Linked DNA regions of Homo sapiens: all the other regions are linked to region 1. Evidence: chromatin loops called from intact Hi-C (ENCODE). Cell type or tissue: endothelial cell of umbilical vein. All regions are shown on one strand.

Region 1 (5,000 bases):
GGCTGAGGCAGGAGAGTTGCATGAACCCAGGAGGCAGAGGTCGCAGTGAGGCAAGATCACGCCAATGTACTCCAGCCTTGGAGACAGAGTGAGACTCCATCTCAAAGGAAAAAAAAAACAAAGAAAAATATCAGCAGAAATAAGTGAGTTGAGTAATTTCTAAATCTTATTTCCTATGTAAGTGGTTAAGAAATAATTAACTTTTGTTCTAGAAGTATTAAGGAGACAAATTGCAAAATTTAATGTGAAGCCTTGGCTCACAATAAATACTTTCTTTAAACTTAGGATATATTTAAAGTGGAATAATATTTTCCAACTTAAAATGTAACCATTTATTTTTTTCTTTAATGTGTTTGTGTATACATCTCCTTCTTTGTCAAAGGTTTGAGTAGAATTAGAAATAGCTGCAATTTACAAAACTCTATTTTGAAAGGAAGAAAATTAATAATAAATAGCAGAAGTAAAAGTTATCTTTCTGGAATCTAGGACTCTCACCCACTCTCATCTTCAATATTTACCCCATTGTTTCACATATGGAATATTATAAAATTAAAATATAAGAGAACGGATATGTTATTATTCAAATTATTTTCATTGAGGGTGGTTTGCCCAGTTTCTTAGAAGCAATTAAAAGGAGAGGATAAGGTGGTTTTCTTAAAATAGTGCTTTCTTTCTGCTGAATTTATGTAACTTTTTTAAGAATGGCAATCTAAGTGTACAAATGATGTTTAATTCTCATGAGATTTCATTTTAAACCTTGCTTTAGAGTAAACTTTATGAGTAATAAGATTATACGTGTGGGAAACTGAAACTAAAAGGATTCAAATGGTTTTGACAAACAACAGATATTCAGGGTCAGTGCAAATAAGGTTACAGATAATCACTCCATCTGCTCCATTGTCAGCAAAAATGAGGCCCAGGTGTTGCAGTATACCTTGTCCTTTCTCCTGAATTGTGACCATTGACAAATAAGATTTTCAAAGAGAAGTCTGAATTCCTTAGGGTTTAGCCTGAGCTCTTGTAAGAGTTTCTTTCCAGCCAAAGTATTTTCTTGTTTTCCTGTCAATTCAATGGGTTAGACCATTCCATCCATTAGAAGAAAGTAGAGGAAATGGCTCAACCTTGCCCAGAGTACAGCTGGTTGGAACTCTGACAACGGAACTGTGGCCCAGGGTAAAGAGCAAGAGGCTGGGGGAAGCACGTAATGCTTCTTAAAGCCTTTGATCTAAAATGACAGACTGTCATCTCCACTCACATTCCATTAGCCCAAGCAAGTTTGTGGCTAACCAGACAATGGGTCTCAGCAATATATCCCCCCTCCCAGAACGCCTGAACATTCAAGTGGCAAAAGAGTGAATTGTTGAGAACAATAATATAGTCTATAATAGCATATAATGTTCATAAAATTAGCACCCCAGGCAAACAGGACAGAATGCCTATCCCCAGCCACAGCTTTATCCTGGCCTACAATGCTCATTTATACTTTCTTTCCTGTGTGAAATGAACTACACTTAGTTTATTTTAACCTGATTTTTACAAACCCATAAAGAATGCAAGAGATGCAGTGGGCCAGGAAGAAGTGAGAATGTTGCCCTATGTGTGATTTTTTCTAGAATCTGTCTAAGTTCTGCTTTATTCCTGGATATCTTGATATGGAAAATTAATAGGATTGCATGGTAACTTCCTTATACACAAGTTTATTTACCTAATTTAGCTCAGGAGTATGACTCAATTACTAGCAACCTAAACATGCAATAATGAAGGGAATCTCCATGTTGCTTATGCAAACATCTAGAGTCATATGTCACTTTGTAAGTAGACAAAATGTAGGGCATGTGGGCTGGACATGTCAACATGCTGCTGACTTTATCTGTCATTAATTTTTGTTGTGTAAATTAGCATCCTAATGACACACCCCCACTGTATTCATTCTGTGCCCTGTCTCGCCCCTTAACTTGGAGCAGGTAATGGAGTTTTTAAACATCATTTGATAATTTGCCCTCTTCAGAAAGTAATACTAAGGAAAAGCTATTTAAAGTGAGCAGAATTCCTTTTATCTGTTGATTTAGAAATATTATTTATATTGCCAGAAATTTAAAATGTTCAACATGTTTATAGTTATTAAAACTTTGTAAAAGTAAAGTATGTTAAATCTTCAGGAGTATCACTGGAGGAGCTAGATGACAAAATATATATATATATATATATATAATATTATCATGAAAATGCAGTGCTGGCAAACTGCTCCTGGGATTATAAATATATCAGTAAAACCACCCTTTCTCCTGTATCCTTTCAGCATTAGCCATAAAATAGACTGGCCAGTAGGGGTTACTCTTGGCATTATGATCTAAGAGTGGTAGATTAGAGTTTGAAGACATAATGAGTGGTATTTTTAAAAATAGCTATTATCGTTGTGAATTTAGGTGCAATATTCAGAATTCAGAATTGGTGATAACTTGCTTTGAGCACTGTTTCAGCAGCTTTTATCCTATTCATATGACTGTCAGACATATTCCAGGAACTATTTTACTTAGCCTTGTTGATTGTCCCTCATTAAATAAAATCCACAGGTCAAAATTGTAAAGTAGCCTTTTAGTTCAATTTGGCATCTTTTTTTCCTGGGTGATATTCTCAGTCCCAGGGGTTTGAATTCCAGACATCCTTGAAAACAAAGCCTTATATGAATGTAGTCAGAACTAACTCTTTAAAAGGCAAAAGCACAACCACATTCAGTTACCCTAAAGTAACTGTAGTCAGGTGGCTCTTCAATTTTAGAAAATAAATTACTTTCAAAAAGAAGAAATTAGAAAAGGGAGGAAAAAAATAATGAAGCCTCATGGACATTTGTTTTTGAGAGAGAAAAAATAAATAAAAGGAAGTGGTTTTAAATATTGGTTTCATAAAAACAAAACTTAGAAAAGCTTTTTGTCTGAAGCCCAAATGGTTACAAATGAGCTCTGCTTACTAAACATGGGGCAGAAAGAGTTCATTAGAATAAAATACTATTACCTTCAGAAGAAATATGTATTACCAAGGGATGAAATGCAAAAGTTACTAATTCAATATTTATTTATTTATTTATTTATTTATTTTGGCGACAGAGTGAGACTCTGTTGCCCAGGCTGGAGTGCAGTGCTATTATCTTGACTCAATGCAGCCAGCCTCTGCCTTCTGGGTTCAAGTGATTCTTGTACCTTAGCCTCGTGAGTAGCTGAGTCTACAGGTGTATGCCACCACACTTGACTAATTTTTGCATTTTCAGTAGAGATGGGGCCTCGCCATGTTGCCCAGGTGAGTCTCAAACTCCTGAGTTCAAGCAATCCACCCATCTCGGCCTCCCCAAGTGGTAAGATTGCAGGCATGAGCTACCATGCCCGGCCTACTTCAATATTTATTTTTTAATAAATCAAGTTTGTTATGAGAGAGTTGTCAGAGAATAGGAATCTTCTAACTGCTGGTATCTTGATGCATTCAGAGCTCAAGGATGTGTGGTGTGGTTCAGACCATTTCGTGCACACTGTAGCAGAAGGATTGCCCTTTGATGGCTGGGCAAGGGAACATTATGATAGATGAGTTATCAAAATATTGCTAAAATTCTTTAGGCAGTTTGATATAGATGTTACTGTAGCTGGACACTGTCAGAGAAAGGAGATAGCTGTAACAGAGTACCAAATGAAAAACATTTTTGAATAGACTGTCCTTAAGACTTCTTACCTACGAAGACTCCTAATCTCTTCTTATGACATAATTATCGGAAAGGCCTGGAGGCCACACCTTGAGAAGAAAAGCACTTATCAGTTGTGATTTTCATTTTCTTCACAGTTTTCTCCACTCAGCTAGCTTACAGAGGAAACCAAAATGCAGTTGGTTGTTTCTCTTTACTAACACTCAGTTCCTAAGTGCTTAGCTTTAGAAGTTTTTTCTGCCTGTTTACTTCCACTTCTTGTGTGACATAACAATATTTTAGGGTTTTATTTTTCTTTTCAAAATTCTTCTGGTCTTTGGAAAGAAAATTAAGACACTATTTACTCTATGTTTGCTGATGCAGAACCAGTAAGTTTGTTCACCCACCCAAGTGATTCATTCTAAGCAAATTCTCCCATTAGGCATTTGTTGCAAATCTGCAAAAGTTGCTTTTATTTACTGATTCAACATATCCCTTCCCAGTATAAGGATCTCCTTTGACGGTGAAAATCTCCTTGGATTGCATAGGTTTTCATTGTACAGAGAAGGCTTGACCTTAAAAATTTAAGTTGCATTAAAATTTCTTTTATGTTTTAGAGAGACAGAGGCACTCTGTTGCCCAGACTGGAGTGCAGTGGTGCAGTCATAGCTCACCGTACCCTCAAACCCCTGGGATCAAGTGATTCTCCCACCTCAGCCTCCTAAAGCATTGGCATTACAGATGTGAGCCACCTGCTTGGCTGAAACTTTTCTTGAAACACACACACACACACACGAACACTCACACACACTTTTTTATTTATAAAGATCTCAACCAACTTTTTAAACCATGCAATAAAGGAATATCTTTGGCATTGGCAATGTATATTTGTTGACTGCTGGAGTCCTTTGGGCAACATCAAACACCCAATTGCTCATTTTAAAATCTGGCTTTCCACGCCTGTAATTCCAGCACTTTGGGAGGCCGAGGCAGGCGGATCACCAGGTCAGGAGATCGAGACCATCCTGGCTGACACGGTGAAACCCCATCTCTACTAAAAATACAAAAAATTAGCTGGGCGCAGTGGCGGGCGCCTGCAGTCCCAGCTACTCCAGAGGCTGAGGCAGGAGAATGGCGTGAACCCAGAAGGCAGAGCTTGCAGTGAGCCGACATCGTGCCACTGCACTCCAGCTGGGGTGACAGAGCGAGACTCCGTCTCAAAAAAAAAAAAAATCTGGCTCTCCATTTTGGGTTCTTAGGTAGATGGAATAGAGTTTCCAGACTTGAGGGTTTTAATTCAGCAACCCAGGATCAACACTTTCTAGGTGTGAGA
Region 2 (5,000 bases), 150 kb after region 1:
CCTTTTAATCTATCCCAACCCTAGTAAGACTTATGTTGGCCCCACTCTGTCATTCACCTATCTTAACCTTGCTTTCATATTTTCCACTTCTTTTTCTACTGCATTCTGAATGTTTCATTCATATATGTTTTCTGGCTCACTAATTCAACCTTCAGTAGAGTCTAATTTGTTGTTTCACCTGTTTGTTGAGTTTCTAATTTCAGTTATTAGACATTCAATTTTAGAAGTTCTATTGGTCTTTATTCTAAATATGTGTGTTGATTTTTATTGTCTTTTGCTCATTTACTAAATTTTTTATCATTTCTTTAAACAGCTTAAATATTTTTTTTTATTTTAGTTCCTTGATAGTTCCAATATCTGTAATCTTGTTGGTCTACCTGTGCAGTTTATTCCACTGATTGTCTCTCAGGCAAGTTTATTTTTTTTATGCATTTTCTATATTTTTTTACATATGTGAGCTCATACTCTTTAGTATTTTATCTCTGGAAATTATCTGTGTTGAAAGTGTATTTTTCGAAAGAGGATTTGCTTATAATTTAAGTAACTGCATGTCTGCTAACTATAGATTTACTTTAAATGAAATGTTCAACTTTTGGGCCACGCAAATATCCAATGCCATATTACATATCGCAAGTATACACTTGTGATTAGAAATTTTTGAAAGAAATATTTGTTTTAAATATGCTGCCTGAAACCAAGACAAGTCTTGTTCTGCATGAAAGATTGTAGCATGCCTAGTTATAGGTATTGACTTTTGGGTATAAGACTTTCTGTGAAGTCTGAATGTGAGTTCTTTCTCTGTTTAGGCCCCTTGTTTAGATTCTTGCCCTGGAACCCAAAGAATTGGTAAATGCCTTCAGGAAAAAAACAAAAAAACAAACAAAGCAAAAAACAATTCTAGTACTTAGTTATCCCTGTGGGACCAAGCTTTCTTAATTTCAAGCCTCAAAAACTTTTAATTTAATGATTTAAAGCAATCATCCAGTATAATTTTAGAGCAAATTTTGTTGAATTATACCATAAGAGGAAAAAGCACACAAACCTAAATGTAAAATGTGGTAAATTTCCATGAAGATAACATACCCATGTAAGCAGCAATTAGATTAATAGGCAGTATATTGCTAAGCTGTAGAAGCCCCCATTTGTGTACCTTTCAGATTCTGCCCCCACCCCAGAGTAACTACTATTGTGATTTCTAAGATAATATTCATATTATTTACCAAAGAGAGTGTGTTCTTTGTTCTCTAGCTTCTTTTCCTCAACACTGTATTTGGAAAAGTTATCTTTCTTTTTTCTTTTCTTTTCTTTTTTTTTTTTTTTTTTTGAGACAGGGTATTGCTCTGTCACCCAGGCTGTAGTACAGTACCATAGTCATAACTCATTGCAGCCTCAAACTCCTGGGCTCAAGCAGTCCTCCTGCCTCAGCCTCCCAAGTAGCTAGGACTACAGACATATGACACCACACCTGGCTAATTTTATTTTATTTTTTTGTATAGACTGGGTCTCGCTTTGTTGCCCAGGCTAGACTCAAACTCCTGGGCCTAAAGGAACATTTGTCTTTATATATGTAGTTGTAGTTCATTTTCATCTTCATACAAATATGTTATAAATTATTTATTCATTTTATTGTTTTGTTTTGTTTTGTTTTGTTTTGTTTGAGAAAGAGTTCCACTGCTTTGCCCAGGCTGGAGTGCAGTGGCACGAACTCGTCTCACTGCAGCCTCTGCCTCCAGGGTTCAAGCAATTCTCCTGCCTCAGCCTCCTAAGTAGTTGGGTCTACAGGCACCTGCCACTACACACGGCTAATTTTTGTATTTTTAGTAGAGATGGGGTTTTGCCATTTTGGCCGGGCTGGTCACGAACTCCTCATCTCAAATGATCCACCTGCCTCAGTCTGCCAAAGTGCTGGGATTACAGGTGTGAGCCACTGTGCCTGGCCCATTTTATTATTGGTAAATATTTGTTTTATTTTTATTTGAAACTATTACAAATCATGCTGCTATGAACATTACTGTATACATCTTTTTGTATAATGCATATATATTTCTGATGGGTATATAGCCAGAAGTGGAATTGCTTGATTATGAGGCATGCATTTTTTGAAGACTGACAGACAGTTTTCTCAAGTAGCTTCTTCAATTTAGATTCCAACCAATATTCTCTATTTTCTAAGAGCTCCACATTCTTGTCAACACTTCGTATTATCTTTTTCATTTTAACCATTCTAGTTGAGTAATATGTAGTGTTATTTCATTGTAATTTTAATTTTCACTTCACTGATGTCTAGTGATTCTGTGCATTAATTTTTTTTTCTGGACTTTTGAAGTGTTCTGTATGGGAAACTATTCCTCCATTTAGCTAGCTATTTTGCTGGAAATTATTGTATAAAATATCATCTCATAATTTAACAGTATATTCCTTCTTCTCTTCAAATTTTTATTAAAATAATTTTTCAGTACTCTTGAAGTCAACTTTTAATTTGTCCAACCTGTCTTTGAGCTCCCCCTGCTGTTTTCTATTTAAACTATATACCTGTTGATTATGCATAATTTTCTTTAAAATGATGGATTCTTAGCCAATAAGCTATTTTAAGCAGAAGCATTTTTTTTGCCAAAGACTAAGGGTATAAAATAAATTTAAATGCTAACTCAGGATATAAGAATTATTAAAATTAATGCTTGAAAACTAGTATGTTACATATGGGAAATCTGTATACCTTCATAATTTCACTGTGAATCTCACTCCTCTAAAAAATGAAGTCTTGAAAAGTTAGTATTTTAAAATACTTACCTTACTTGTAATGTGAAACCATTTATATTAATTTAGCAAATCAATGTTTCAAATTATTAACAACTAGACAAACTACTGAGCCATATGTTAGGTATATTGTAAGCATGTTGAAGTCAACAACATGACTTCTACACTTTCTACTTTCTCACGGTTCCCAGAATATCTATTTTGACATAATTATTGAAAAAAAATTAAAAGCATTTATTCCATTGTCTTGCTACATCTAAATTCATGGTGTTATGTTTCTTTAGGGCAATGGAGCTGAAATGAATAATGGATACCATGTAGTGTTTTTATATATTTCATCTATGAGCTATGACAGATATCTCCCTACATTCCAGCAGAAAAAAAAATGTGCTTCTTTCCTAAGCTTGCCAGCTATAAAGGCCTATTAGACATTCAGAGATTATCAGGAAGCAAAAAGCTTCATAGTCTTAACAACGTAAATCTGAAGTCTTAGAATGAGTTCATTAGAATATAGACATTGAATATGAGGTAAGTCTGAGTTGAAATTCTATCTCTGACAACTGCTGGATCTGTTTTTGGTTTCCAATAGTAAAATGGCACTAATAATGATATATGCAAAATGTAAAATGCTTAGCACAGTGCTTGGCACATAGTAGATTCTAAGCTGTAGTTTAAACAGCTATTGTGCTATGAATAAGCCATACGTTGACATTTTCCCTCTTGAGAATGTGCTATTTAAGTGTAGAAAACCTGCTTTCCCCTGTCCGTGTGAATTTCCTTAACATTCATCTTGGAAATGATACCACATACCCTTATATTGATGCACTGCAAGAGGCCAATCTAATGTAGGCATAAAAAGAGTAATCTGGTAATCTGCTCTTCTCAGCACCCTCTGCTAATAATGCTGTTTGAACAAATTCTAGAAAGACTGTTGATGCCAGAGCCAACTCAGAATTAGGCAGGTGAATGTTTTCAACTTCTGCTAATAATAACATCAGTTCTGTACTCTCCTCTGGGTTCTTTTTGCTGTATTAAAGCTGCAGTTCCCTTAGGTTAGCTTCTATGCATAACCTGGGAATGCATATTTTAGCTTTTTACTTCCCTCCCAAAGAAAGGAGCAGAAGAGGAGAACCAAATAGCCAAGATCTAGAAGATGAAACTGTTGTATCCATTGTGTGGATTCAGATAAGCCTCCACCCAAAATATGGTTCAAATGTTAAGACTAATGAGCAGCCCTACACTTCTCTCTCTCTCACTTTCACACACACACATACACAAACACACGCGCACGCACACACACACACACACACACACACACACACACACACATATACCCCTACCAAGAAAGTATGAAAGTATGTATTACTTATAAAATTATGAGGTTTTTCTGGGGAGAGCAGAGCAGGCCTCCCAAGAAGGTCTGAAGTAGCTTGAGAGAGCAGGGGGAAAATGACTGGTTTGAGATTTTATGACTTTTAGTGGGTGAGGCCATGCTGAGAGTTTTGTGTGGGTGGACTCTGGTGTGGTTTGAATTTCCCACCATCACCAAAGGAGAGAACACATGGGCTTTCTTAACAGTTTTCCCAAATGTAGGACAGAGGGGAAGAGAGAGGTATAACACTTTAAAGCTATCAGCAATGACACATCAAAAAATGGACATAGATTTTTTATTACAGAAATTAAATTGTATGAGAACAGAAATGAATCCCGGTGCTACACAGCTGATGTTTCCTAGGAATGAGAACTAGGGTAACTTTTTTAAAGCACGTGTTTATATTGATTGGTACATACTAGTTAGCCAAATTTAACTGGGTTGAGATGGTGGACTTTCCTTTTGAACCTCAGTTATGCAAATTGTAAGAATTGTGTTTCCTTCAAATTACTCAAAATAATATTGAATTTCTTACAAATGCAAAATGAATTGTGGCTTAATGTGCATATGTATATAACAGATACTTTGTTCAACTATATTATGAAATACTATAGTATGTAACTTTCTTAAATAAACAGGATGACAAATCAGTGTTAGGATTCAAATGGGCCCTATATTACTCTGTATCTCTCATAGGCCAAGTGTTAATTCTGGTACACATGACATTTAGCACATGCTATTACATTTATTGATTGCATATTTTTATCTGTTATCTTTTGGTTCATTCTACAAGGATTCTTCAAAAGAAATCAAGTAATCCTAGACCCCAATATATAAAAGAAACCAACTCATCCTAGACCCAATATATAAA
Region 3 (5,000 bases), 98 kb after region 1:
CATTTTTTATTTTTTTGTAAATATAGGGTTTTTCCATGTTGCCCAAGTTGGTTTTGATCTCCCGGGCTCAAGCGATCCTCCTGGTTCAGCCTCCCAAAATGTTGGGATTATAGGCATTATCCACTGTGCCTGGCCCAGTAACTTTCTAAATAGTGTACAGGCCTCCAGTCTCACCACCTGTCCCATTCTCCTTCTCTTTCCTTCTGCAGAGACCTAAGAGCCAAGCGGAGCCCATCTCCTTCCTACACATTCTTCCAGCCTCTTTAGGACCTGATTTCACAACCTCATGTGCCACACCCCAGCTGCACCCTCCTGGTGGAAAGTGTTTTGCAGCTTCTTAAAGATATCATTCTGCTTCATTCATCAACCTTTGTCCATGGTGTTCCTTCTGACTAGAATGTGTCCCCCAACCCCTTTGCCTGGTGAGACCCTCCTCTTCCTTTGAGACCCATCAGAAGGCTTGTCTCTTCTTGGAAGCTTCTCACCCCACTCCAGTGCTGCATCCCTAGTTTCTGTGCATCCCCTGCAACCTGTGCATCACTTTTTCAAACATCGCTCCTCAAGTAGCATTGTGCATGCTGTTTTCTTGCCTTTCTCACTCACACAAATGGGAGTTTCCTGGGGGCCCTTTGTCATCACCACCTGCCTGACTGGATACACTAACACTCAGCCTACCTGCCACCTACTTGGAACCTTACAGGTGTTTCTTTGATTAATTAATTAATTCATGTTTTCTCCTCTTCTGGTCAGTTCTTCCACTTTACCTGTGCTTGTTTGGATATGCAGAGCTCTAGCTGGCGAGAGTGTCCTTCTGGCTAGATTGTCTCACCAAAAAGAGAATGGGTTTTCCCCATCCGGGTGTCTCTTAATTTTTTCTTCCACTCGTGTTTGGACAAAATTATTTATTGACTGGAAGGACCACATGGCAACTCTTCATGGCTTTGAGGCCCCTTAATGAGTGTCCAAGGGAGATTCTCTCTCACTTCCAAGTTCATGGCAGACATTTACCTACCCAGTCAGCTTGAACTGAGCTCATAGAAGTTTTATTTCTGGCTTTTGCGGATCATTTTTTATGCTGTTCCTCTCACCTGAAGCTCCCTTTCTATCTCTCCCTAGTTGGATAATAGTACACATATTAAATGTGTACCTTGTACCAAGTATGCTGAGACCTGCTTATAACTAATTTTGCTTGATCTTCATGAATAGTGTTTTGAAATAGCATTTTTCTATCCCTGCAGATAGGAAAACTAGAAAACAAAGAATAAGTAACTTCCCCAAGCTCACATGACTTGTAAGTGGCAGAGCTGGGATTTGAACCCAAGCCCCTCTGAAGCTAAAGCCTGTAGAGTACATGCTCCCTTCCTCCACATCACACTGCCCCTGCTTGTTCACACTCAATGTGAGAATCCACTTCTCAAGTTTGTCTTGCTTATTCCAACCTGTTTTGCAATGAATCTCTTTCAACAGCTCTATAGTTCCTGGCACTCACTTGGCATCCATCATTTTCTATGTTGTCATGTTTGGTATCTTTTCATGTATGTAATGTGCATCTCTTCTTAGGAGTAAGACCAGAACTTTTCTGCTCTGCAGTTTTCTCCCTGTGAGGGATGGTGAAACTTGGTGGCTAAGAGCATGGTTTATACAGACAGACTTCTTAGGTTTATATTCTGGCTCTCCTCTGTACTTGCTGTATCAGCTAGGGCTGATGTCTTCACTTTTTTATGATTCCATTTCTACCTCTGTACAATAAGGCAAATATGAATACTTACCTCAGAGTGTTGTTGTGAAGATGGAATGAATTAATGGCCATAAAGCACTTACAGCTGTGTCTGGTACATAGTGACCACTCACTAATGGTCACTTATAATTCCTTCACAACCTGTAAGGGTCCTTTCCACCCAGGTGATGTCCCTATGTCTCAACTGAATGACTGGTTAGGGATATCTTTCCATGGGCTACTGTGGCTGCAGATAATTGCATTCTTATTTGAGAGTTATGTTAACTAGTGTGGGCTTTTATTTGCTTCTCTCTTTCTATCAATGAGTCCTGCTGCTTCAACCCTGGGTTAACTGAAATTTGAAACCTTTTTCTACTCAAATTCCTTTGATGCTGAAATTCCTCTGCGGTCACAGCTAAGCACTTTGTGTGGTAACCTTCTCTTCTGTCCTCAGGCCTGCTGAGATCATCTGCTCAGCAGCATGTCTGACACCTGTTGCCACCTCACCCAGCCACTTCCTTGGTGACCTGGCAATGCCCAGAGGGGCCCTGCCAGCTTGGAGCCCTGTGGCAATGCTGTTTGATTCAGCAAACTGATAGCCTTCTGACATCCTTTCTTCATTTTAGCAGCCAAATCACATGCACCTTAATATTTATCAATAGCTAAGCAACACCGGAAGGAAGTGAGACAGAGCCTCTGGGCTAGTCACTATCTCTGATTTTACAGAATGGTTAAGCCAGGTGTAAAATATCTCACAATAACATGCCCTGTTGTCCTGAGGATTCAATTCCACCGAGATATAATTACCATATGAGGAAGTGAGAAATAGGGTTTCTTTCTAATACACAGAAAATAGAAAATAAGATGCTTTTCTTGGCCACTGTTATCAGTTTCCTGTTAAGGTTCTGCTTTGTTTAAAACAGTCCTGTTTTGCTTAAAAACAAACTCTAAGGAATTTTTCTAAAACATGACTCAACCTAACTAGGTATATATACTGTACTTTAAAGTGAACATATTTGAAATAATTGTGAGTGACAAAGAGACGGAAAAACATAGATTTTGAAACTAGCATTATTCTAATGATTTTTATCCCAGTGGTTTATTTGGAAATGAATTTCCATTCACAACATCTTCATTTGTCTTCTAATTTTCATGCAATTTGAAAGGGTTAGTTTCCTTACCCACAGGATCATCCTGGTCAAATCTCAAAAGATTGGCTAGGGCATTCTGATTTTACAGGCAAATTTATATTTTGCCGTTTCAGGAAATAATTCCTTCATGGTTATCTTTTATAAAGAGCTTATTTGTATAATATATACACATAGTATATATCAAATAAAAGATCTGGTGTTATAAACATAAGAATAAGCAATTTCCCTTTTGTGATAGGAATATGAAATTCCTTCTGGTAGAGGACGTTTAAGAGCATGTCCAAAGAATGGCTAATCAATGAATTCTCTCATTTTGTAAGGAGACACTTAGATGCATTTCTGAAAAAAACAAAACAAAACAAAACAAAACAAAAAACACTTTGGGCTTTCTCTGTATTCTTCAAGCATTTCTAAACATTTATTGACATATGCAGTAGAGAAAAACTGGTATCAGGAGGAAGGCAGTAAGTAGCCAGCAGTCACAAGGTACAAAGAATAAAATGCATGCAAACATGTACAGTATTCACTTTCAGGAGTTAATCTACATTTTATTTAATTTTTTTTTTTTTTTTTGACAGCGTTTCACTCTTGTTGCCCAGGCTGGAGTGCAGTGGTGCGATCTCAGCTCACTGCAACATCTGCCTCCCGGGTTCAAGCAATTCTCCGGCCTCAGCCTCCCAAATAGCTGGGATTACAGGCATATGCCACCATGCCTGGCTAATTTTTTTGAATTTTTAGTAGAGACGGGTTTTTGCCATGTTGGTCAGGCTGGTCTCAAACTCCTGACCACAGGTGATCTGCCTGCCTCGGCTGCCCAAAGTGCTGGAATTACAGGCGTGAGCCACCATGCCTGGTCCCTTTTAAAATATTTTAACACTGAGACCATATTACTGATGTACTACTTCTTTCTAAAAGTAATTAGAATAAATGTACACCCTCTTCTTTAAACTTTGCATTTTTCAAATTTCCAAAAACAAAAACTAATTATAAGTAAATCCATAAGCAAAACGCTGTTAATTACCACTTCCAAAATCTGGAAGCGGTGACTTGCTTTACTAAGACAAGAAACTTTAGACAGGTGAATACTTTTAACAAGGAACACACTTAACTTTGTCTAATTGAGCAAATTACAAATCAGAGCTAGTAGCTTGTTAATTATAAGAATATCTCCATTACTTGAATACGTGTACTAGTCATGGTAGGCAAAATAATACTCCAATAACGGACGACCCCACTGTGGATCTGAGAACCCCGCAGGCCAGCAGTCTCCATGTGATTGCCAAAAGCAATGCCGCCATATAAACCACAGGTGTCTACCTTCACCATGACAGAAGAAAGGGTTAGAGATTCCAGAAGTCACAATTAAATGCTTCCACCCCGAAAAGTGGATCATATTTCATTTTCCAAAGCAATGCAACTTTGTTAACCTCAAAGAGGCAGGGAAGTACAATTTTCCTGTGGGGTTGGAAGAAGAAAACTGGAAATTGGTGAACAGTTTTGAAATGTCTGCCATAACTTTTAAGTGAGGAACTTAGTGTTCTCTTACTCTGTCATGTTTTTAAATATCTTTTTGATTGAAATCTTTCAAGGCTTTCCAGATCCCTGAAGATAAAATACAAACTCTCCAACAAGACCTTTTGGCCATCAGGAACGCAGCACCTGGCTCTCTCACTAGTATCCTCTCTCTGTTTGCCATGTCCCATTAAGACTGTCTCCAGAAACAATGAATTTATTGTTGCCTGTTTCCTGCTAGCTTTTCCCCGTATTTACACAGTTTGCTTTATCTGCTGGGATTACCCTTCCCTGACTATGCTCAATCTCTATCTCCCTTGGCAATTCTCCTCCAGGCCCCAGACCTGAGAACTGGACCAGTGCTCTGCTCTCTCCTCTGAGCTTCACCACATCCTGTGAAAACTTGAACCTAATTCTTACTAGGTTTTAATCAACTGTTTACCTGTCTTTTCTCCCCACTAAAGATGAAAAGTCGCAGAGATAGCGGAGAACAAGAACCAGATCTCACAGTCATGGTGCCAAAAGAGTATCTAACCCTGAATTGGAGTTCAATACATACTTGTTGAATGAATGAGTGAGTGAATGAATGAATGGGTTTTTTTTGTGCTTTCATCTACCTG
Region 4 (5,000 bases), 73 kb after region 1:
ACCCAACAACATTTTTTCATTTTTGACAACTTGTTTTTAGATTACAAACCTATTAGTTCTGCCTAACTGTTGTTTCTTGAAGGCCATACATGTAGGAAGTATTAAATTTGTAAAGTATCAGCCTATAAATTAGTAGACATAACTCTTAAGACCCTCTTTCTAATATAAATGGAATAAAATGCTGGAAATGAGTTATTTCTATTTTCTAAGCAAGCCTATTCTTTTATATTTGTTGCCTTATGTCTGCAAAAATATTCAATTTTGGATTGTTTAATAATGTGTAGTCTTGATTCTCTGAACTGTGAAATAAATTACAGTTTTTTCTTTGCTATCTTTCAAGCAGAAATTTGGCTTTTCTGTTATTTATCATAGTTTCTCAGTTGTGTTTCCTTTTGTTCTAATTTGTTAGACTTTATTCTAGACAGTTGCATGTATAAAAATAAAAATCCAACGAAAATTCACTTTAAAAATATTCAGCTAAAATGTCCTCTTAGTTTAAGTATATTTAGTAGTTTAATGGCCAAATCATTTGTATTTTATTTATAAAGTGCTTTGCTTATATCATTGCCCGCAAATGGAAATGTAGCTAACAAGTATTGAATGTTGAACTGTGTGGTAGTGGAGAAAGATTCAGAGGTATTCTTACTATCCTATCACCCATAGGTGATGGTTTGACATATGAACAGAGTAGAATAAAATGGACTAAGAAAATAATGTCAGATAAATGATGTTCATTACAAAGGAAAATATATTTTTACATCTTTTTAAAAAATCTTTGCATTTGCTACTTTCTATGGAGACCTACTCTCTTGTATAAGGACTGAATGTTAGTTTTAAAATAATTAAAACCCATCATTATCATCATCATGATCAAAGATCACTAACCAGAGTCAAATAATTTGAATTCTCTTCCAGATCTACTGCTCACAAGATGCCTGATAATGAACAAATACAATCTTTTTGGCATCTCCAAAATGGGCATAATAAATGTCTTAATCTCCTCAGCATAATTCTGTGATGCCAAAATAATACATATAACAATAATATTTTAGAAAGTATAAAAGTATAACAAGGTGGTATTATTATGATTACAGAGGTGCTAGAATATTGTGGTAATGTGTACAGGCTCTGGAGCCAGACTTCCTTGATTCAGATAGTGACTCACTAGATATTTAACCTCAGACATGCTACTTAACATCTGAGTGCCTCAATAGCCTCATCTGGAGAACAGGGCTAGTAACAGTCCTTAACTCATAGTGCTGTTGTGTGGATTAAATGGGGTAATACTGTAACTATCTTAGAATGGGACCTGGGGCATTGTAGATGTTCCTAGCTCTTAAATAATAATATTTAAATGTCTAATATAATATCAAAATTTTAATTACTTGATTCAAAACATTCAAAGCTTGTTAAAAACAATGTAGGCTGAAGTTTTCTGGGCCAGATTACAAATGACCTTATGGAAGAGATTTAGTCCCTTTAGCAAAAAGGGGTCATGAGGACACTGCCTAGGCTACAGGAAATCTCAACAAATATTCTCAAGATTCTTTTATGCTGTAGTGGCATCTTTCTGAACCTACAAGTTCACATTGCTTTTAAGGAATCACCCAGTTCTTCTTCCTCCTAGGAATCCTCCTTTTAGGATCATCTTTTGATCAAAATGAAAATTCTCCAAATTATGGTGGTTTTTAAGATTAGTTTTCTTTATACTAGGTTTTGAATTTATGGGACATGCCCTCCACCCAATCTTGGGTAATATTTTCTGCAATGACAGGACCTCACTGGGGAAATCCTAAATGAAGATAATAGCATGTTATATTAAATGTTGCCGGTATTCCATTTAATATCAAGCAATTGCGTAAAAGCCTTTTTAAATACCTAAGTTAAAAGTGGTATATTAATGTTGAGTGTACTTCTACTGCAAAGTCCATTCTCCCACTGATTTCAAACAAATACCATTTAAGTGCCAACCTACTATTACAAGAGTTTACTATTTTATTCTTGCTCCAAAATGGCATCAACAGTGATGGGGTGCTTTTGGGGGATTATTGAACAGAATTTTTGCAACAAAGGAGCAAGCATGAAGAAATGCAAAACATCAGTGATAGGGATTGCAACGTTTTATCTCAGCATTCCTCATATCTACACACCCCCTAATCAAACAAGCAGTTTTATGGCATGCGCAATTGCAATTGAAGTACAACTGACTTCTGCAGAACCGGCTTCCATAGGATTTCCTGTCCAAAAATCACCATGTGGTCATCTGCAGCTAAATGGTTACAAATCATCAAGTAAACAAGGCTTCCCCACCCCGGTGCTTTTTTTTTAAGGAGTGAAATCCACCAAACTCTATCATTTGCAAATTATCTCTGGACTTCTTTTATTTCTTTTTTTTTCACTGGGTAAGAAGGAAAACGAGCAAACAAAAAATCCTCCCTCCGTATTTGTTTAAGGCGTAATTTCCCTGTGAGGTGTTTTACAGGCTTCTCCTTGTTTAGCTTTTCTTGCCTGGTAATTACTGAAAGAAGTCTGCTCTTCCAGGGCGAGCTATTCCTTTAACCCCTTTTGCTTGCTCTTACTTGGAGGTTAGCAAGGAGTGCGCGGCTCTGCAATGTCTGGGAACCCACCTAGAGGGCCCCCTTGACGCCAGCACATCCCCTGTCAGGCAGCAGTCTCTGCAGCTGAGCCAGGCTGCTGCAGAGTTAATGTACAGTACCACGGAGCCTGCAAGTGTCCTGAGCTGATCAGAGCTGGGGCGGCACAGCCCAGGGCAGACAAGGCGGCTGCGAGGATTCCAAAGGTTCTGCTGGAAATTCGGCGCTGGGGGACTCCAGCAGGAGCCTGTTGCCATTGTGTTTTAAAAGCATGCAAGGTCTGTATAGCTTGGGCATGAGAATCTTTCAGAAGATGTCAGAGCATCAGAATAAATGACACCTATTGGAAAACTGAATTTGGGGTGAAAAACAAAAGAGATTGAGAGAGGAAAAAAAAGAAAAGAAAGACATCGGGGGAAGAATTCTTAGACAACGTCTGACTTGCAGCTGTGAAATTCATTTTCTTTCCAAGGCAAAATATGAAAAGCTCCCACATGGTTTTGATAATAACAAAATAAAGGGGATTCTGCAGTGAAAAGATCAATAGCTTAGTCATTTTACTTAAAGAGAACAGCCAGCCTTATTATGGGGTTAGGCAGCAGAAATGAATTTCATCGTGACAGCATCTTCTGAAGTCATGATGGTAGTTAATGGTAATCTTGTCCTGCAGAGCAGAAATTACTCATTGCCTTCCTACTTTTGCAGTTGAACCAGCAATTCTGAAATCTGGGAAAGAAGTTGGCTTTGGTGATACATGGTTTCTAGCCCCTCTGCCCAGGCCTTTGTCCGACACGTCTCAGACGGTAGCACTGCGTTAAAGTGACCATACATGAATATGTGCCTAAGAAAGAAGAAAAAGCAATATTCATTTCTAAAGGACAGCATGGCAAAGCAACCTGAAGTTTTCCATTTCCCTTCTAACACTTCTTTAACAAGGATATCAAGAAACTGTCTTTTGACTCCTTTCTTCCCACATTCCAGAGTCCTTCCTTAAGGATGCATTAATTTACACTCAAGGCGGTTAGATTTTACCAGGACAATATTTGCCACCATTTAGGATTATTAGTTGAACTGGTTATTTTAGTATGTTGACTAACTAGTGGAACCTAAATGGATGGACCCATACCTGCAGTGCTCTGTGATGTTTCTTTTTTCAAATCCTGGAAGGCCTTTTGTAATTGCTATTTGTTTTTATTGGTGGGGGGAGATTTTTTTTTTTTTTTTGGGATTCAATACTTGTTGCAATAATTGCCCACGATAGCTGCTCAAACAAGAGAGTTGGAATTCATCTGTAAAAATCACTACATGTAACGTAGGAGACAAGAAAAATATTAATGACAGAAGATCTGCGAACATGATGCACGTGAATAATTTTCCCTTTAGAAGGCATTCCTGGATATGGTGAGTAATCAATATTCCCTTCAGTTTGTAAAACTCAGAATTATCAAATTCCGTGACAGGTACCAGATGAGGATTTGTCTTGAACTAGAGTATTGGTATCAAGTGAGAATGAAAAGTAAACTGTGCAAAACCGAATATTGTCTGAGAAAGTAATGGTTATGCAATAAAAATACTTTGTTAATATGAAGCATCCCCAAATAAGTCAAGCATGAGGACTTGAGAACATTTAAATTGCTAATATTTCATGGAGGAAGAAAAAAACTTTGAGAATGGCAACAATTTAATAAATTTTTTTAAAGATGAGGCTTAGGGTTTGTTTTTTGTTGTTTTGCTATTTTTATTTGAAAATTCCCTGGGGAAGGGCACACATGAATTTCTGATATATCAATTTGTCTGAATTTCTAAAAGAAGGTTAAGGGAAACTTAGAATGTTGACTCAATTTTAAAATAATGCTAAAATGTGTTGGTGCCTCACAGTTAAGGATATTTTAGCTATTCAAGAAATATTTCTACCAGAATGAACCAGTAGAATTCTAGTAGAATTCTAACATATGAATCAGGAAGTGCTCAGGCTCTCATAGAACTTGCTTAGTGCCTTGATATTTGGTCATCTATTAAGGTTCAATGCAATGCATTCAGGTCCCTGGACATGTGATATCATGTGCCATTTCTTGCTGGAGTTTATGACTAAATGTGTGTAGGAACTCATTGCTGAGGGTATTTATAAGAGCAAAAGGTCATTATTTTAAAATTGCTTGTTTTTGCCATACCTTTAGGGTCAGCTGGATTCTGACTTTCATAGCAGAAACTTTGTGAATGCATAATAAAGGCACATGTTAAGGCTTAGTGTCTGCTAACATGGGTTGTTTTGGAAATGCAGTTTGTCTGATTTTGAAAGTATATCTTTCAGGTAAATGTTCTGGCTGGACTCTGGATGAATAATAGATACCTAAATATAGGTTTCGGAGGGCTTTCCAGCTGCTTTTATGACAATGTCTCAAATGA
Region 5 (5,000 bases), 270 kb after region 1:
GGATCAATACTTTGTATCCTTCCATCCACTCAAGTTCACACTCAGGATTATCACAGAAGGCATACTATGTTCTGAGCTTTCTTCTCTGTACTGTAAAAAAAAATACAGCAGTGAATGAAACAGACAAAAATTCTACCCTTGTGGAGTTTATATTCCAGCTGGGAGTGAAAGATGAAAATAATTTATATATTATATATATATGTAATATATAGAAATATATATTTATTTATATATCTATATTTAAAAATATGTATGGGGAAGATTTTGTGATAAATACCATGAAGAAAAGTGTATTAGAGAAGAGGTTAACGAATGTGTGTGTGGTGGGTGGTGGAATTTTAAGTGGTGTTAGGAAAGACCTCATTCAGAAGGTAGCATGTGAGCAAACATGAAGGAGGTACAAAAAGTCCTCCTGCCATCATGGAGGGACAGTAAGAAGGTCCTGGTGGCTGGAGTGAAGTAGCAAAGTGGAGAATAAGGGAAAAAGTTGGAGATGAAACAGAAGGGGACTCAGAGCTCTATTCATCTTACTAGTGGCTTTGCCTTATTAAACAAAGACCTTTAAACAGATGTTAACAAGATCCCTCTGACTCCTAATTTGGAGATGACTTTAGGGGAATAAGGGAAGAAAGAGAGATCAGTGAGAAGCAGAATTCTTTTTTTCAGGGTCTTTCTCATTGTTGTTCTCACTACCATCATCCTTTGGACAGACAGGTACTCTTTTTAAGTCAATTTGATCTAAATGTGGGTTTTAAAAAAATCCTTTTCTTTGTTTAACAGCTGAGACAAAGCAGGAATTTTAAAGCAACACTTTACTGACAAACTATGTAGAATCAAAGTAACATGAAACTAGATAATTTGTTCTATCATAGGAGATATCTTATTCAAATGAAGTCCCCTAGGAGAAACTCTTCTTCTGACTCCCTCTTCACACTGGACAGCAGAGGCCATCTTTAACTTTCCCACAAGAGAGGGCTCCACAAGACATAGTCATTACTCAAGAGATTGAGAATCAAGACAGAGAAGTTTAGTCTCCTCCTATGCTTACTTAAGGCTCACCTCCTTAACTCTGATTTCCTCTCTGGGAAATCTCTATTCCTCTGGTGACTGTATACTGGGATTTAGTACAACATTTAGGGAAGTGCAACCTACTCAAAATATCCAAATATAGCACCATAATTCTAACACTCTAATAAGAGGCACATCCACGTATTTTCAAGGGTGGGGAAAGATCATTAAATAACAGTATGAGTTATATTATGTTCTCAGTAAATATTAGTTACCTTTTCTTCCTCTTGGAGTGACTTTTACCACCCTCTGTAACTCATCTAGCCTTATCTAATGGGAGGCCATTTTATTTTGGGATGGCATGACTACATAATTTCAAGCTATTTCTTATGTTATTTGCCGCCTCTTAAATATCTTCCCCTTACCTCCTTCTCATACAAACCTTAAAGTTCTTCATAAGTCACAACAACTTATAAGGTCTTTTACCTAACTGAACCGATGTCTTCTCTTTGCTGTACATTTACATGTCTATAACAATCATTTTTCATTTAAATATGAAACTCTTGGATATAAAAATATTAACTTGAAAAATAGTAACCCTGATTTGCTCTTTATACTTTAACACCTTTTGTTTCTTTGTTTATAAATCCACTGTGCAAAGCTGTTTATGCAGCAGAAATTTAGTAAACATTCTGTGAATGTCTGAAACATCCATTCATCAATCCACTCACACAAAAACATTAACATATACTTTGTCATGCATTGTTAGATGTTCAAGCATGAAAATCAAACAGTAGTGAAGAATAATTTATTGTAAATATTATTTTTCAGGGAAGAGAACACTTTAGAAATAACTTCTTGAGAAATTGGTTTGGGAAAATAGTATATCCAAAATTAGAGAGCGCCATCTTGTGGGCAAGTGAGTATCTCACACAAATAATAACTATTATAAGTTGCAAAAATAGAATTTCTTCTCTTTTTTTCTTACAATTCAAATCTCCTTTTTACTGTAAATATTTGTATTGATGCATAATAATTATACATATTTAGGAGGTACATGTGATATTTTGATTCATGCATACAATGTGTGATGATCAAATCAGGGTATTTAAGATAACCATCACCTCAAACGATTATTATTTTTTGTGTTGGGAACACTTCAGCTCTTCCAGATATTTTGAAATATACAATAAATTATTGTTAGCTATAGTCACCTTTCTGTGTTATCGAACACTAGAACTTATTTCTTCTATCTAACTATATGCTTGTACCCATTAACTAACCTCTTTTCATCCCACCTCTCTCTTCCCAGCCTCTGGTAACCATCATTCTACTCTCTACCTCCAAGAGATCCACTGTTTTAGCTCCCACATATGAGTGACAACATGCCATATCTGTCTTTCTGTGCCTGGCTCATTTCACTTATTGTAATGACCTCCAGTTCCATCAAGGACACTTAGGTTGATTCCATATCTTGGCTATTGTGAATAGTGCTGCAATAAACATGGGGGTGCAGGTGTACTTTTAATATACTGATTTCCTTTCCTTTGAATAAATTCCTAGTGGTGGGATTGCTGGATCATATGATAGTTTTATTTTTAGTTTTTTGAGAAACTTCCATACTGTTTTCTATTATGGCTGTACTAATATACATTCCCATCGTCAGTGTATAGGAGTTCTCTTTTCCCAGCACCCTTCCCAGCATCAAATAAAATCTTTTAAAGAGGCTCTGTCTGTCCTAGCTGAAGAACTGAAAATATATATTAAAATTTTATATAATTAATGATATTTTAAACAATCCTTAGAAACTAATTGTAATATTTACAATTTACTTTTAAATTTCTTGAATAGCTAAAAATGAAGGCTCAGCAAAGAAATTACTAAATATCATAAACATGACATACTTTTCATAAGAAAGCTTATAAAACTGTTAATGAAAAAGGAGACAGAATTCTTAGAGATTATCTCTTTAAGGGGTCTATCACTTTTTGGGTATCTCAGGGTGCTTTGAAAATTTGACTAGATCAAATCTCTCTTGAAAAATGTAAATGTACACACAATTTTTCATATAGTTTCAGGGGCTTCACCAACTCCCCTGCGGTTGACTCATGAACCCATTCATGAACTTCATATTTTAAATACTTACATTTTACATAATATACAATTAAAGTCTAGAAGGTTTGGGGGTAAAAGCTAAAATTTGATTCCATTATCTCTTCATCCCCAAAACCTCATGCTCACACAATTTTATAAGATTGATATAGATAGATCAAATCATGATGAAATATATTTGCTACATCGTTTGAGTTCCTAAGCTAAATCTTAAAACTTATAGTTTCTAGGCTATTAATGTTCCTTACATCAACAAAAATAAATATTTAATATTAGGTTCATGTCATTCATGGTATATCTGTCACAAATACCCTTGATGTCCATTCTATCCAAAATAAAAGATGTTATTATGGATTTCCTTCTTTTTCAGGGCTGGGTAGAATTCTAGTGTGTGAGTGTGTGTGTGTGTGTGTGTGTACCACATTTTCTTTATCCATTCATTGTTGATGAACACTTAGGTTGATTCTGTATCTTTGCTATTGTAAATAATGCTATAATGAACATGGGAGTGCAAATATCTTTTTGACACACTGATTTCACTTCCTTTGGATATATACCTAGTAGTGAAACTGCTGGATAATATGGTAGTACTATTTTTAGCTTTTAAAGAACCTCGATGCTGTTTTCCATAATGGCTATGTGAATATACATTCCCACCAACAGTGTAAACATCTTCCCTTTTCTCCACATCCTTGCCATCTTTCATCTTTTTTGTACTAACAGGTATGAGTTGATATCTCATTGTGGTTTTAGTTTGCATTTCCTTGATTATTAAGTGATGTTGAACATTTTTTTCATATACCTGTTGGCCATTGGTATGGCTTCTTTTGAGAAACATCTGTTTAGATCCTTTTCTTGTTTTTTAATCAAGTTATTTGTTTTCATACTATTGACCTTTTTGAGTTCCTTATATATTTTGGAAATCCTGTCATTTGGGATCACATGGATGAATCTGGATGACGTTATGTTAAGTGAAATAAGTCAGGCACAGAATGACAACCACCACATGATCTCATTTAAATGTGAAAGCTAAAAATGTCAAACTCATAGAAACAGAATAAAATGGTTGTTAACCAGGGCTGATGGGTGGGGGCTGAAGACTGGGGCAATGTTAGTCAAAGGACACAAAATTTCAGTTAAACAGGAGGAATAAGTTCCAGAGATCTATTGTACCTCAGGGTGACTATAGTTAACAACAATACATTGCATACTTGAAAATAGCTAAAAGAGTAGATTTTTAGTGATCTTGCCACAAAAAAAGATAAGTTTGTGAGGTAATGTATATATTAATTAGCTTGATTTAGCCACTTCACAATGTATACATCTATGTAAATAAAATGTTTTACATCATAAATATATACATTCTTATTTGTCAATTTTTAAATATATATATACCTTTTAGAATTACAGCTTAGCCTTGGGTTAATGAAGTCATGACAGTACGAGGTTTATAAAACTGAACAAAGAATCCTAACCATACGCCACCCTAACTATGGAAATACAATGGAACTATTAGTTTTCTGTTTCCTCTTTCTTTCTCATTGAGAAATCATGTCCCTTCATAAAATCCATTTCTCTGTGTCAGATCATTGGAGCTCTTTTTTTCTCCATTATTATTTATAATAGTTAGTCTTATTCATCTCTTGCTAGTATGAACCTTAGTAACCTAGGTTAGTATTTCCCAAAGTAGGTTTTGTGGAATGCTAATATCAACAGGTACTACCTGCAAAATGGTTGCATGGTCAAATAAGCTGAGCTTCATAAAATTAAACTGATATATTACTGGAAGCTAAATAAATATTGTAAATATCCAGGAAGGAGATACATAGGCAAAATATTCCAAACTTTATTAAATAGTTAACTTTTTGTTTGCTTACAGA
Region 6 (5,000 bases), 140 kb after region 1:
ATTGTACTCAGTATAGATTTGTTTCCTGGCACACATGTATGCACTATGTCACTTAATCACAGTGCCCCTATTAGATTACAAACTCCTGTCACCAAGGGTTTTGTTCCCTCTTTTCAAAGCAGAACTTAAAAGAATTTTGCTTACCTTTAAGCGTGCAGTTCACATCATTGACTTTAACTGGATGGTGGTTGATGGCTGATGGTCAACTAACAAAAAAGGAGTTGAGGAGTTGAGGTTTCAGATATAACAGAAGGATACTTAAGACTTTTAAGGAATAAAAAACTAATTTTTCTTAGCACAATGGTTCAGATGAAAGTAAGGGTGCATCAGAGAAGGCTGTCATTGGTTTATTTGTTATATTCCTAGCTCATGGTGATTGTATGTTAGCCAAATATCTTGCATTTGATTTTAAAACAAATCAGAAGTAGATGACTCAGAAATGTTGACAATAAAATTATGGACAAGCCCCTTGCTACAGCAGCTCTTATTAATTAAATATCTGAGACAGCAGAATTAAAAGAGAAGAAAGTGATATACAATTTGGAAGGTTTGGAAAGCTGGCCATAAAATTATTTCTTTCAGCTGGAGATACCTTACCTACTTATAATATATAAAATTTTTGAAGAAATAAGAATAGGTCTTATTTTACTTTGCAGTGAAGGCTTGAAATATTTGAAAGTTCACTTTATTGCAATAGGATTAAGTACATCAAACTTCATCCATTCTTATCTCTCTCAAATATTAGGAGTATAACTTTCAACTGAACTTCTTTGCCTGCTGTAATATACTGTTCTATAGTGATATTTTAAAATGAATACTTTGTGAACATAGTACTAGAAAAAGGATAGTGTTTTGAATATTTTAATAGCCTTACAGGGTTAAAAAAGGATCTTATAAAAAGTATGTTTAGTACCATTCAATTTTTACAAATTTATGCATTTGCTTATTCATATATGTAAATTTAAAATTTACATATAAGCTTATACTCAGAAAAAGATAAATGTTGTAAACACACTTGCATGCACACACACACCATAACAACCACCATGCCATTCAGTGGTTATTTCAGGGTAAGTAGGATTGCAGAAACTTTTACATATTCACGTTTTGCCTATATTTTCTGTTATAAGCTTTTATTTTGGCATGAGAAGAAAAAAATTTTAAAATTTCCCAAAAACATTCTTTGTAATAGTCAAAAATTAAAATGAACAGTGTCTATCAATAGGAGAATGGCTACACCAACAAAAAAAGTCAAGTAAGAAATAAAATTGGCCAGGCCTGGTGGCTCATGCCTGTAATCCCAGCACTTTGGGAGGCCAAGGCTGGTGGATTGCTTGAGCCCAGGAGTTTGAGACCAGCCTGGGCAATATGGCAAAACACCATATGTACAAAAAATACAAAAAAAATAGCCAAGCATGGTGGCATGCACATGTAGTCCTAGCTACTAGGGTGGCTGAGGTGGGAGGATTGCTTGAGCCTGAGAGGCAGAGGTTGCTGTGAGCCGAGATCACGCCACTGCATTCTAGCCAGGGAGATAGAACAAGACCCTGTCTCAAAAAAATAAAATTAAGCAATGGGAAAAGATTCCTCTTGCTATTTTAAATGTTGATCAACATTCAAATTTTCAGTGGTTTTAGGTAACAAGACATGTCAACCTCCTGAAACAGTAATTGTTGTAGATAATAAGAATATATATGAGTTTGGCTTTACCTGATTTTAAAAGTGGAGAGAAAAGCTGAATTGAAGCAAGCATACAATTATTTTCTAAACATATCCTCTCCAGTTTCAGTGTTTTTTAATCAAACCACCAGGAATGGTGCAGCAGACAATGCCAGTCCATGTCTCCCCCTTCATGGTCCCTTAGTTGTCATTAATGGGTGACTGCAGAGAACCATAGGCATTTGAGGACTTAACAGAGATATGTTTTATATTGAGAGTGGACATAAGCTCCTCATTGCCTCATTGTGGTTTGCACTTCAAACTGCAGCGTGTACTTTTTCTAAGCTCTGTGGTCTGCCTTCCTAGGACTGCTTGCCCTGTACTGTTATTTCAGAATGTTTATCTAGTGAGGAGTGCTGCATTGCTCCATTGTGCATCACAGGGCACAGGAAGCAATGGTATGACATTTTTGCTGCACATCTATTTTTGATTATTCTCAAAAGATGAAAATGTTTATCACTGCAGGGGTGTATTAGTCCATTTTCATGCTGCTATAAAGAACTACTTGAGATATGGTAATTTATAAAGGAAACAGGTTTCATTGACTCACAGTTCTGCATGACTGGAAAGGCTTCAGGAAACTTAAAATCATGGTGGAATGGGAAACAAACACGTTCTTATTCACATGGCGGCAGGGGAGGGAAGTGCAGAGGAAAGGGGGAAAAAGCCCCTTATAGAACTATCAGATCTCCTGAGAAGTCACTCACTATCATGAGAACAGCAGGGGGATCTGCTCCCATGATCTAATCACCTCCCATGAGGTTCCCTCCCCCAAAACATGGGGATTACAATTTGGATTACAATTCGAGATTTGGGTGAGGACACAGAGCCAGACCATATCATTCCACCTTTTGCCCTCCAAAATCTCATCTTTCTCACATTTCAAAACACAATTATGCCTTCCCAAGAGTCTCCCAAAGTCTTGACTCATTTCAGCGTTAACTCAATAGTCCAAGTCCAAAGTCTCGACTGAGACAAGGCAAGTCCCTTCTGTCTATGAGCCTGTAAAAGCAAAAGCAAGTTAATTACTTCCTAGATACAGTGGAGGCACAGGTATTGGGTAAATACACTCATTCCAAATGGGAGAAATTGTCCAGAACAAAGGGGCAACAGGCCCCATGCAAGTCCAAAATCCAATAGGGCAGTCATTAAACATTAAAGTTCCAAAATGATCTCCTTTGACTCCATGTCTTACATCCAGTTCATGCTGTTGCAAGAGTTGGGTCCCCACCACTTTGGCAGCTCCACCCCTGTGGTTTTTCAGGGTACAGTCCCCTCCTGGCTGCTTTCATGGGCTGGCATTGAGTGTCTGCAGCTTTTCCAGGTGCGCAGTGCAAGCTGTTGGTGGAGCTACCATTCTGGGGTCTGGAGGATGGTTGCCCTCTTCTCACAGCTCCACTATGCAGTGCCCCAGTGGGAATTCTGTGTGGGAGCTTGCACCCCACATTTTCCTACTGCACTGCCCCAGCAGAGGTTCTCCACGAGGGCCCCGTCCCTGCAGCAGGCTCTTGCCTGGACATCCAGGCATTTCCATACATCCTCTGAAATCTAGGTGGAGGTTCCCAAACCTCAGTTCTTGACTTCTGTGCACCTGCAGGCCCAACACCACGTGTAAGCTGCTAAGCCTTGAGGCTTGGACCTTCTGAAGCAATGGCCTGAGCTGTATGTTGGCCCCTTTTAGCCATGGTTGGGACTGAAGCAGCTGGGATGCAGGGTTGCACAGAGCAGGGGGACCCTAGGCCCACCCCACAAAATAAAGTCTTTCCTCCTAGGCCTCCAGGCCTGTAATAGGAGGGGCTGCTGTGAAGTCGTCTAACAGGCTCTAGAGACATTTTCCTCATTGTCTTGGTGATTAACATTTGGCATCTCATTACTTATGCAAATTTCTGCAGCTGGCTGGAATTTTCCCCCAGAAAATGGGTTTTTCTTTGCTATTACATCATCAGGCTGCAAATTTCTCAAACTTTTATGGTGTGCTTCCTTTTGAATTTTCTTCCACCAGATACTCTAAATCATCTCTCTAATTCACAGTTCCACAGATCTCTACGGCAGGGACAAAATGCCACCAGCCTCTTTGCTAAAGCATAGCAAGAGTGACCTTTACTCCAGTTTCTAACAAGTTCCTCATCTCCATCTCAGACCAACTCAGCCTGGACGTCATTGTTCGTATCACTATAAGCATTTTGGTCAAAGCCATTCAACAAGTTTCTCAGACGTCCCAAACTTTCCCACATCTTTCTGTCTTCTGAGCCCTCCAAGTCTCTAGGAAGTTGCACATTTTCCCACATTTTCCTGTCTTCTTCTGAGGCCTCCAAACTGTTCCAACCTCTGCCTGTTACCCAGTTCCAAAGTCGCTTCCACATTTTCAGGTATCTGCAGTAGTGCCACACTACTCTCAGTACCAACTGACTGTACTAATCTGTTCTCACACTGCTATAAAGAACTGCCTGAGACTGGGTAATTTGTAAAGGAAACGGGTTTAATTGACTTACAGTTCCACATGACTGGGGAGGCTTCAGGAAACTTACAAACATGGTGGAAGGGGAAGCAAACATGTTCTTCTTCACATGGCAGCAGGAGAGAGAAGTGCAGAGTGGAGGGGAAAAAGCCCCTTATAAAACCATTAGAGCTCCAGAGAAGTCACTCACTATTATTAGAACAGCATGGGGGAATCTGTTCCATGATCTAATCACCTCCCATGAGGACTTTCCCCCAAAACGTGGGGATTACAATTTGCATTACAATTCAAGTTGAGATTTGGTTGAGGACACAGAACCAGACCATATCAAAGAGTTTGCTTTGACAAAAGGAAGTGTATCTTTTTATTTACTTATTTACAAAGCAGCTTATTAAAGTTATTAAATAGTTTTCAAAGGGGCAGCTTTTTTTTCTACTTTCTGTATTAGTAAGCAACCATCTATGATTGTAATACAACTGAGGTCTCCCAAGAGAGAATGTAGCACAAAACAAGGTGTGCTATCTAAACCTGTAAGAAATGTTGTGCAGTGAACCAACTCCAGCACAGATATGGAGCTCTCTCAGAAACAACATAGGAAATTTAGATATGTGAAATTCAAATAGAAATAGAAAACTCAATTTAGAGTTTAGTTTGCGTAATATCTTAGAAATGTTTTCATGGTTCAAAGCTGATATTTGACAATTGTGTTAGATCTATAAAAATTCACAAAACATCCCTATAATTTTCAGATACAAAATGCTAATAAGGATTTTAAAGTTCAATGTGGACCACAGGGCTTCTGCTTTTGCAGGTGTACCTTCAT

What was found. A loop is a pair of places that touch in the nucleus more often than their neighbours do. Peaks named below come from ENCODE experiments on the same cell type or tissue, not always from the same donor. Only the 100,000 strongest peaks of a DNase experiment are listed, where the experiment ranks them.
Region 2: a loop joins it to region 1, with 9 times the contacts of the local background. A loop is called at or near these places in 79 of 110 quality-filtered maps.
Region 3: a loop joins it to region 1, with 6 times the contacts of the local background. A loop is called at or near these places in 2 of 110 quality-filtered maps.
Region 4: a loop joins it to region 1, with 2.6 times the contacts of the local background. A loop is called at or near these places in 10 of 110 quality-filtered maps.
Region 5: a loop joins it to region 1, with 8 times the contacts of the local background. A loop is called at or near these places in 87 of 110 quality-filtered maps.
Region 6: it touches region 1 in a loop (3-fold over the local background); 4 of 110 quality-filtered maps call a loop at or near these places.

The regions. Positions count from the first base shown.
Region 1 is chr5:59,658,286-59,663,285 of GRCh38, reverse strand. All of the region lies in intron 1 of PDE4D (phosphodiesterase 4D), which reads left to right. Among named protein-coding and RNA genes, the nearest start is that of MIR582, 43 kb to the left of the region's middle. In endothelial cell of umbilical vein, a CTCF peak has its summit at 2,338 (motif pointing right); DNase peaks (open chromatin) are centred at 1,025 and 2,325; H3K27ac peaks cover 1,479 bases.
Region 2 is chr5:59,503,989-59,508,988 of GRCh38, reverse strand. All of the region lies in intron 1 of PDE4D (phosphodiesterase 4D), which reads left to right. Among named protein-coding and RNA genes, the nearest start is that of MIR582, 200 kb to the left of the region's middle. In endothelial cell of umbilical vein, a CTCF peak has its summit at 2,510 (motif pointing left); no DNase peak of the experiment used is centred here.
Region 3 is chr5:59,560,372-59,565,371 of GRCh38, reverse strand. The region is part of intron 1 of PDE4D (phosphodiesterase 4D); the gene reads left to right. It overlaps LOC107986347 (a long non-coding RNA gene), which reads left to right. Exons shown (of 2, transcript XR_001742409.2): 1 at 1-4,906. Among named protein-coding and RNA genes, the nearest start is that of MIR582, 140 kb to the left of the region's middle. RefSeq lists an enhancer at 1,824-2,474. In endothelial cell of umbilical vein, no CTCF peak of the experiment used is centred here; a DNase peak (open chromatin) is centred at 2,451; H3K27ac peaks cover 2,073 bases.
Region 4 is chr5:59,585,324-59,590,323 of GRCh38, reverse strand. The region is part of intron 1 of PDE4D (phosphodiesterase 4D); the gene reads left to right. Among named protein-coding and RNA genes, the nearest start is that of MIR582, 120 kb to the left of the region's middle. In endothelial cell of umbilical vein, no CTCF peak of the experiment used is centred here; a DNase peak (open chromatin) is centred at 2,613.
Region 5 is chr5:59,387,164-59,392,163 of GRCh38, reverse strand. All of the region lies in intron 1 of PDE4D (phosphodiesterase 4D), which reads left to right. Among named protein-coding and RNA genes, the nearest start is that of MIR582, 310 kb to the left of the region's middle. In endothelial cell of umbilical vein, a CTCF peak has its summit at 1,938 (motif pointing left); no DNase peak of the experiment used is centred here.
Region 6 is chr5:59,523,196-59,528,195 of GRCh38, reverse strand. The region is part of intron 1 of PDE4D (phosphodiesterase 4D); the gene reads left to right. Among named protein-coding and RNA genes, the nearest start is that of MIR582, 180 kb to the left of the region's middle. In endothelial cell of umbilical vein, a CTCF peak has its summit at 1,972; a DNase peak (open chromatin) is centred at 2,105; H3K27ac peaks cover 1,335 bases.